2 separate regions of the Homo sapiens genome follow, and region 2 is linked to region 1. Evidence: chromatin contacts called from ENCODE Hi-C or POLR2A ChIA-PET data. All regions are on one chromosome and are shown on one strand. Each heading gives the region's core, a stretch centred on a gene start or an enhancer-like site at or near the end of the contact. The rest is flanking DNA. Distances are from core to core; before and after follow the strand shown. Region 1 overlaps LOC105373456 (a long non-coding RNA gene). Region 2 overlaps LOC105373456 (a long non-coding RNA gene).

Region 1 (4,403 bases), core at 1,043-3,542:
CCTCAACCTCAAAGAAGGTGTGGCTTTGGTGAAAAGAACTTGGCTCTGAGTCAGATCTAACTGGCATCAAAGCCTAACTTCACTCTTCGCTACCTAATCTTAACTGAACCTCTACATATTATTTGGCAAAGCTGTAGAATAATAATGAGAAGACACACACACAAAATAAATAAATAAAAGGAGGAGGGGGGAAAGAAAAGCAGAAAATAATCATAGATTTTTAAAATGAGGATTGATTAGAATTACATATAAGAAAACAGCACTAAATAGCACTTCGTTATTATTTTTGTTGTTGATAATTCTGGTTTGCTGTTTTGAGTGCACTCATAAAAACAGTTGCTCATGTATAGCATTCTATGCACATGTATCTCTAAATGCACATAAAAATCATAATATATATTAATGTACCCATACATAAATTGCTTACCTAATAATGCTAGTGAGAGATAAAATAGAAATTCTAGTCACTAAAGAAAATCAAATGTTGAATGGGGCCACTTAGAAAGTGTCTTTGGATTCTATGTTCTATGCAACAGGAACCATTTCTTTTATTGACCTTCAAATTGGGAGACATCAAAGTTAATGGCAGCATTGATACCATTAACAAAAACTGAAGACACAATAGGAGCAGAAGATATGGGGACAAAATGACACATTCAAGCTTGAATTGCTAGTAGCACCCAAAGCAAACAATGATTTCTCTGGGAACAAAATGGCACTAAAATGAAGTGGGTCATTTTCTTACCATTCATACCCAGGCAGTAAAATATATACCATCTATGCCATGATGTAAAACACTCACGTGCTTTCTGAAGCTGTTCCATTTAGATATCATGGTTATGTGTGTTGTGATGAACTTGGTAAATTCATAAAATAGTCTTCCAGTTGAGACCATTTCTACCATTAGGCATGATGTTTCCATGACTTATTCTGGCAAGAGTAGACTGGCATTGAATCAATAAATATGTATATAGGTAGCTTTGAACCACAAATGATCTTACGTAAATTAATAAGGCAATTGAGACTGTGTAGACCTGTTTTGAAAAATAATTCATAAGACCAAAATGGAAAATAATTGTAAAATATTTACTTCTGGCCACTACATTAGGGTTATATGTAATCAGGTCACTTCCCGGGGCCTAATGAACTATTAGCAGTGACACCAGAATTTGGATATAAAAGTTTTTACATAAGCAATTTGAAGAATGAATTCATTCGTTTTTCCAATGTCACTGAAAAGATATATATTTGCTCGTCTTTTATTTCTTATTTTTTTGCTTGAGTTGTTTTAATTCTTTTACTTGAGTGTCCTGAGAAGTTTTATGTATGCCAAATTCTGAGGCAGTGACATTAAAGAGAGGTTTAAACCTTATTCTAAGGACAGTGGCCTTTAAAATATGATTTGAAAGAGAAAAGAAAGGAACCAATGAAATGATCTAATATTAATACCCCATTAATAATGTAGTATTTAGGACAAGTAAGTAAAGCCAAATGTTAACCGAAATGTCTCCCAGTTGGGTCAGAGTCTGAACATCCCCCTGCAGTGTAAACACTCCAGCCTTGTGCCCAGGAATTACAATGTGGGCCAAGGACTAACTCACAGCTTTCGGTGCCCAATCAGCATGCAGTTAAAACAACTAAAATAACATGACATAAAGACACAAGACACGTTGAAAAACAAACTCTTACACACACATGACAAAGAAAAATACTTGATATTAAACAGCCCCAAATTATCTTCTATTAACAGCTCAATTCTATTGGTAGCCCACCACACTGATGGCTTGAAATCTTCCAGCACTCATTTAAGAGTCTCAGGGAGTCTGATTTACTTCTCAATGGCCCATTCATCCTTTGAACGTTTACTCTGTAGCCTGTGCAGTTATAACCTAAGCTGGATTTCATACATGAAAACTGACCTCCAGCACCCAATATTTTTGCCAAGTCTCAGTGAAGGCTCTTGGAATAATTTAGAGTTTGCCATAATGACAAGTTTAAGATTCAATTAATAAGTGTAGTAATTTATTTTTACTATGTTTGTAAAATGGCTTTAGCCCAACTAATTTCACTCCCCTTCACAGCCAAAAGGCCTAAGATAGCAACGATGATCCTCGCAGCAACACACAACAGGGCAGTTCGCTCTTGGTTGTTTAATGCCACGTCAAACACAAAGATTTCTACAGGACTCAGATGGAGACATTTCTCTCTTGCCTTAGTTTGGGCAAAAAATTGATGTCCTTCAGATAGCTGTAATGGATGGTGAGGACGGCAGAGAGTAATCAGGCCCAGCCCGAGGCAAATGCCAAAAGTTTCCCAGAAGGATAAATCTTGTTTCCTGCCTTACTTCACAGAATTAAGCCTTAAACAAGTCATGTTCTGTGGCTTGGATGCTGTGTTTATATCAGCTTTGGCTCCCTGGCTTGTGGTTGGGAACATTGTATTGGTCTGTAACTCAGGAAGGTTTTCCTGAAGCAAGAAATCACTATGTCGGTATCTTTATCTCCCATTCCATTTTATTTGTTCTATTAATACTGGCAAACGAGCTCTGAATGGTAAGTGGATTCATAGGAGACAGTGACATTGACCAGGTGCAGCTCGCAAAGCCAATGATTTAGCGCTCTGTTTCGGTAACCGTCTTTCCCAGGAGTTGTATGAAAGATGCCTCTTCATAAAGGATTTCGTTTTGGAAAATAATAACAGCACCTCATCTGTGCATGGCTCATTCTCGGTAGGTTCAGGAAAAAATCTTTTCTGTGGAGTTCAGGGTAGGCTGAGACCTTGTGGTCTCTCAGTGTCTTAAATGAAACCAAATCCTCTGGGGAGTGCATTCATTTATGGTTAGTAACAGGCGACTTCCTGTTTCGAAGCAAAATGGGCTTGAAGAGGCTTATAAAAAAGACTCAAAAGGTTTCTTGGACATCAAATGACTCTAGTAAAACATTTCGATGAGTTAAGTGTAAATGTACCAGCAGCATACGGATTAAATTCCCTTCTAAATAAACATTAACAGAGAACATGTTTGGCAAAATGCATTTTGAGTTTTGCAAAACTGAAAACATTTGAAAAAGGAGTGTGAGATATTTGATGAACTCAGAAAGCAGCCGGATTGCCCATCCCATACTTGAATATTGTCTTTGGATGTTCTGCAGATGTCAAATAAATTAGGATGCAGATATTAAGACCAATGTCTGCTGCAGAAATGATCAGCTGCCTGTCAGTTAGGATGGCGTTTTTGTGTATACCCTGTTCGTGTATGTGTGGCTGAACAGAGCCGTGGGGGACCTGTAACCCTTTCCTCACCTACAGGCATCCTCCCTTTCCTGGATTCAGTCCTGTAAGACCTTTTATTATTCACAGCTCTTCCATCTGTTTTGCTGCCTGTGAGATATTTTGGCTTCCAAAGAGGATTCCTGCTTTGCTATATATTTACAATGAAACTTTGGTGTCACCAGGCAGATGACAGCCTTGGCGTTGCTTGGGCCAAGGCCTTTTATCCAGAAGCCACTGTCCTCGTCAAGACTCTTATTATCTCTCACTATCTCTTTTTTCTGACATGCTCCCGAAACAAAATTTATGAATCCTTTGAGATGGTGGAAGTAACGACGGAACAGAAAAGATTAAGGGGAGAAACATTTTAAATGGGCCACCAACTACACTTGGTAACTATTAATAAATGTAGAAAAGAATCAAACGTTACTCTAAGGGTTGAGTTTTAGTGATCGTATCAATGGTGAAGCCACTGAATTAGAGAAGCACCTTTAGAAATCTTTTCCATTATTAAGTCTGATAGAGCAGGAAAGCACACCATTTGTATCCTTTTTATAAAGTATTTGACCCAGAATAACAAATAGTCATGTCACAGGGCAAATCTCATATGATTTGGATGCCATTACCTTGTAGTCTGTAACTACACTGACTTACGATCATTTTGGTTTTGAATGGTACTTGCAGAAAGTAGATTTGAAGAAAATTAACAGGCCAATACTCGGCAAGTATTATGTTGAAATATTTAAAAGATTAAAAGTTTAGCTCAGTGTATTTTGGCAAATAATATTATTTATAGATAAGTAATGACCCACTACCATACCAAAAATAATACAGACAATTAATATGCTACTCATTAAAATGTTTACTAAAGCCTTTATAGGGAGCACCCACTTCTCTTTTTGGAATTATTGAACAGCCAAACAACCGTCAGCATCTTCTCTTCTGCTATCTTCATGCATTCATTAAATGGTTTTCCATTAAGGCTGTGGTGAGACTGAGTCTGTTGACTTCATTTCTCTCTACTTTCAAATTACTCTACATATGGTTGCCAGAGTTTTCTTTCAAAAGGACTAGTCTTGTCATTCACCTGTTCAATAATCTTTGATGCCTACCAGGTGCCTCCAGAATAAAGCCCA
Region 2 (4,115 bases), core at 819-3,318, 59 kb before region 1:
AAGTAATTTTAGGGGAGTTTTCTGTAATTATTTAACTTGCCTTCCGAGGAAACCTCTAAGAGCCTATATTGGAAATACTGGAGCTGACTCTAGCTCCCTTGTTCAATGCAATATTGGGACATGACTTTGTGTCCCTGGACTTTAATTTTGCAATCTGTAAAAATGGGGATAAAAACTTGGTCTTATCTACCTAGCAGGGCTATGTTGAGACTGCAGAAGATAGCACTGGAAGGGTGTTGAAATCTATCATGAATATCCCAGAGGTCAGGATCATGACCCATGGTCATCGCAGACCCATGAAGTTGGTCTTCATTGAAGGCAGCAAGAGTCTGACACTTAGTAAATGCTCAATTAATATTTCTTGAATAGTTTTATGGTATGCATCTTTACTGGTTATCAAGATACATTTAGGACAGGCAGAAATGAACCTCAACCTCAGCTGTGAGGATTTATGTAGTTTGAAAGAAGAGTGCATGTGTTTGCCACAGTGAGCTGCAGGAATGCCTCCTGAAGAGCATTCTGCAAGTGTCTTTTCCACTTGTCCTTCCACCAGTTTTCCTTGGTCTTGTTGTCACAGCTAGCTAACTAATTCTTTGGAAGCATTGCCCTTTTTCATTTTGCTTGTGGTCGTCAACCTTATTGTCAGTTTAAGGGACATCTTTGCTTAGCTAAACACAAACATCCATACATTCTTACATCTTCCAGCGACCATACGATGTGGCAGTGAGAGATGTGAACCTGAGGGCAGTGCCTGGAAGAAGAAGAAGATGTGCCACAGAGAGGACAGGAGCTCAGGATTTGAAATTCTTTAAAAGACTTTGTCATAAGATCCTGACAGAGATGGGGCAAAAGGGTATTTAATTTCAAGGAACCAAATTCTAGGAAATCAAAACTAGTTACAGATGAAGTTCTGGTAAATTATCCTTTATAAAACAACTACCAAATGGACATGGCAGACAAGATTTCATCAAACCTGATCCTTGTGTACTTTCCCACCTTGGTCAGTCATCACTCTCACCACCTCTTTACTCATGAGACACATATACTCTACATGTGAACAGGCAGCAATGTCCCTTTCTCTGAACATGTCATATTTTTATTCTTCTGTACCTTTGTACCTACTGTTATCTCTGCCTGGAATACCTAATTCCTGTCTCCCTTGGAAGCTCAGAGTTTTATGATGGTATAATTTCATGTCTGCCTCCTCCACAACCCATGAGCCTCTTGAGGGCAGAATCTCATCTCAATCATTTTTACACTTTTGAATCTCAGTCAGGTGCTGGCAGGGAGTGTTTATTTACTGAAGGCATATATGTCTTTGGTGTCTGATACAACTTTCTGTGAAGATGTGAATGTTCTAGATGTATGCTCTCTGGTCCAAGAGCCACTAGCCCTATGTGACTATTGAGCACTTGAAGTGTGGCTAGTGCAACTGAGGAGCTAAAGTTTTAATTTTAATAAATTTAAATAGTCACATGTGACTAGTGGCTGCTGCACTGGACAGCACAGCTATAGATGATAAAAGAATGGCCAAAAGAGAGTCTAAGAAATGCTGCTGACATTCTATGACAAGGGGACTTGGCATAAACCCAAATGAGTGAGACCAGAGATGAGAAAGGGCATCCTACTCAACCCCCACATTTCTCCCTCACGCGATACTGATCATGTAGTTCTGCAGCTGGCTTGGAAGCCAGAAGATGCCGGTATGCATAGCTATACTTTCTGTCCCTGACTTGACTCCACTCCTGAATGGTCAACACACTGTGTTTGGTTGGTGCCTGTAAAAAGAATCCTTTCCATAAAGTATGAAGAGGGCTTTGGAAAGGGAATCAAATTCAGTGGCGAGGGAGGGAATGAACTTAGAGTCCACTGAAGGAGCCCTTGTGATGCAAGGCAGTGCTGTAAGACCCTTCTCAGAGTGGAATTGCCTTGTCTTTGGCACACCATTCCTGAAAGGCCGGGAAGGGCCCAGCTCAGACAGGGAGACAGAGAATGTCTGGGTTGGGAAAGAGAAAGAGCACTGCAGGGTCACCAGTTGGAACAGACTGAAACCAAACCCAGCTGGAGGTCAGGCGACATGCTTTCCAGATGTCTCCCAGGGACTGACTCCCATTACTTTCTGCAAAAGAGCTGCTTGAAATAAAAGTGAAATCACCACAGCTCCATAGTCATGTCCTTGACTCCCTAACACTGCCCTTTCCTTGCTGGGGAGCATTTAAATGTTCATCACCTCAAGGGTTTCTGATCGTGGCTTCAGAAGATCTATGAGTCCCCAGAATGGTAGGTCAATTTTGTGTATATAAGTATGTTCCAGAAAAATGACTCAAAGCATTTGTAAAAAGTTCAAGATTTATAAATCAAAAGATTTAGAACTGCTGTTCTATTTTACATCCCACCTGCCCTGTCTCATATGAAGAACCCAAGGCTAAGAGAGCAAAAATGACATTTCCCAGGCCATGCACTGAGTCAGTGGCAGAACAAGAATGGAAGAGGAGAGACCAAAGGGTAGATCTCATAGCTCCTCATCAGAGATCCCATTCTCTCTTCCCCAGCAATCATCAGCACTTTTGGAAGTAGTTGGTCTACCTAATATGCACCCATCATGTCAACGTCAGCCTTGATTTCTCCAGTCTTCATAACATATCGTGAGAAACTTAGTTGCGCTTGGGTGAAATCCAGAGTGAAAGTCAGGTCTTCATGATTCCCAGTGGTCTCTGGGAACTGCAGAATTAACACAAATAATCTGTTCATTCTCAAAGCAACCAAATATTATCTGTAGTCTGAATAAATTACATTTTCCACATACAAATGAGTGCCTTAAAATGAATGCAGATGCTATTGAGATAAAACAAAATGCTAATTTATCTGAAGTTAATTTATTTCAAACAAAGCACTAAAAGTTAAATGACCACAATTGGGGCTACAAGCTTTGAAGTATTTTGATACCATAAAGGAATCCTCACACTCACAAAAGTATGAACCATTAAAGTACGTCTACTACATTTTCCTGATTTGGCAATGAATAAATAAAGTAAGTTCAAGTTTATTTCTCTATAACTAGTGTTTCAAATGTTTTTTCTATTCATTAAATCAAAAAAAGCTGTTGACATATCTCAAGTGATGGTGCCGTATCTCATAATCAGGGTCCCTAATGCTGCCAGGCATTCTCCATTTCATGGAGGCTGCTGCCACTTAGAAGAAGCACACAGGTTTCTGATTTTTAGGAATAGGATGTAGGTACCCCTAGGTATCATTCCTAGGGATATTGCCCGTATCTGTGTGTAGATGGGTTGAGATTATAATATCTTTTTCAAAACTGAGGACAAGTGGTACAGCTATGGATTGTAATGGGAAGGTGGCTCTGGGGTTGACTGGATCCCATTCTGCCAACTGCATGACGGGCAGACTGTCTCATCCTACGTCCTAGAAGGAAACAAATGGCCAGTGCAATCTTCCTGGTTTCCTTATAATAAAGACACCATTTATTATGCTCTCTGCTTTGTTTATTCTCACTGAGATTTTTCATAAATAAAAACAAACTTGTGGATTATACAGTTATGAATATGTAAAACATACTTGTTGGGACCCTCCAGTTGTCTCACATCATTGTTTTCTCCCAAAAGTCCTTAATTAAATTCTAGGTCAAATAAACCCAAGGGAATAAGACCACACATAGTACTTTAAACTGTGTTTTAGAAGATGATGGATTATGCCCTCACAGTAGCAGGTTCTTAAAGACATTTCAACTCAGGGTTGTTTGTTTAGACATCTAGAGACAGGCACCCCATTCTGCAACTAGAGCACAGAGGACCTCCTTCTGCCTGAGTTTTTGGAAGTGGACAGACAAGTGGCCCTGGTCCTGCTACAGGAGGCACACATGACATCTCCCCAAGAAGGCCATGGGGTTGCTTGCCAAAAGGAAGTGAACACCAGCAGGGACTGCAGGAGCAGCAGGAATTCTGTTATAAGGAAGCAGGCTCACTAGGAAAACACATGCAGGTCTTGCTGAGTTTATTTATAGAACCGAGTGGCTCACATGCACCAGACCTACTTCTTGCCCAACGTTGGCAGACATGACTCTCTAGTGTTTTACGTCCTCCAGAGTTAGCACAGGC

Evidence for each region. A loop is a pair of places that touch in the nucleus more often than their neighbours do. ChIA-PET counts read pairs that join two places held with the same protein, here RNA polymerase II (POLR2A). Pooled maps may share reads with other maps.
Region 2: a pooled map shows a loop between it and region 1 (2.3-fold over the local background). The contact joins two enhancer-like sites. A Hi-C loop is called at or near these places in 1 of 168 maps with a recorded cell type or tissue (posterior vena cava), 2 of 37 single-sample maps with no recorded cell type and 5 of 50 pooled maps. POLR2A ChIA-PET finds 5 or more read pairs at or near these places in 2 of 52 experiments (HepG2 and activated CD4-positive, alpha-beta T cell).

What each region holds. Positions count from the first base shown.
Region 1 is chr2:18,974,765-18,979,167 of GRCh38, reverse strand. The region is part of intron 5 of LOC105373456 (a long non-coding RNA gene); the gene reads right to left. Among named protein-coding and RNA genes, the nearest start is that of LINC01376, 50 kb to the left of the region's middle. Within about 2 kb of position 2,292, at least 6 of the 41 ENCODE cell types and tissues checked have a DNase peak (open chromatin) inside an H3K27ac peak, as active enhancers do.
Region 2 is chr2:19,033,349-19,037,463 of GRCh38, reverse strand. The region is part of intron 5 of LOC105373456 (a long non-coding RNA gene); the gene reads right to left. Among named protein-coding and RNA genes, the nearest start is that of LINC01376, 8.4 kb to the right of the region's middle. Within about 2 kb of position 2,068, at least 3 of the 41 ENCODE cell types and tissues checked have a DNase peak (open chromatin) inside an H3K27ac peak, as active enhancers do.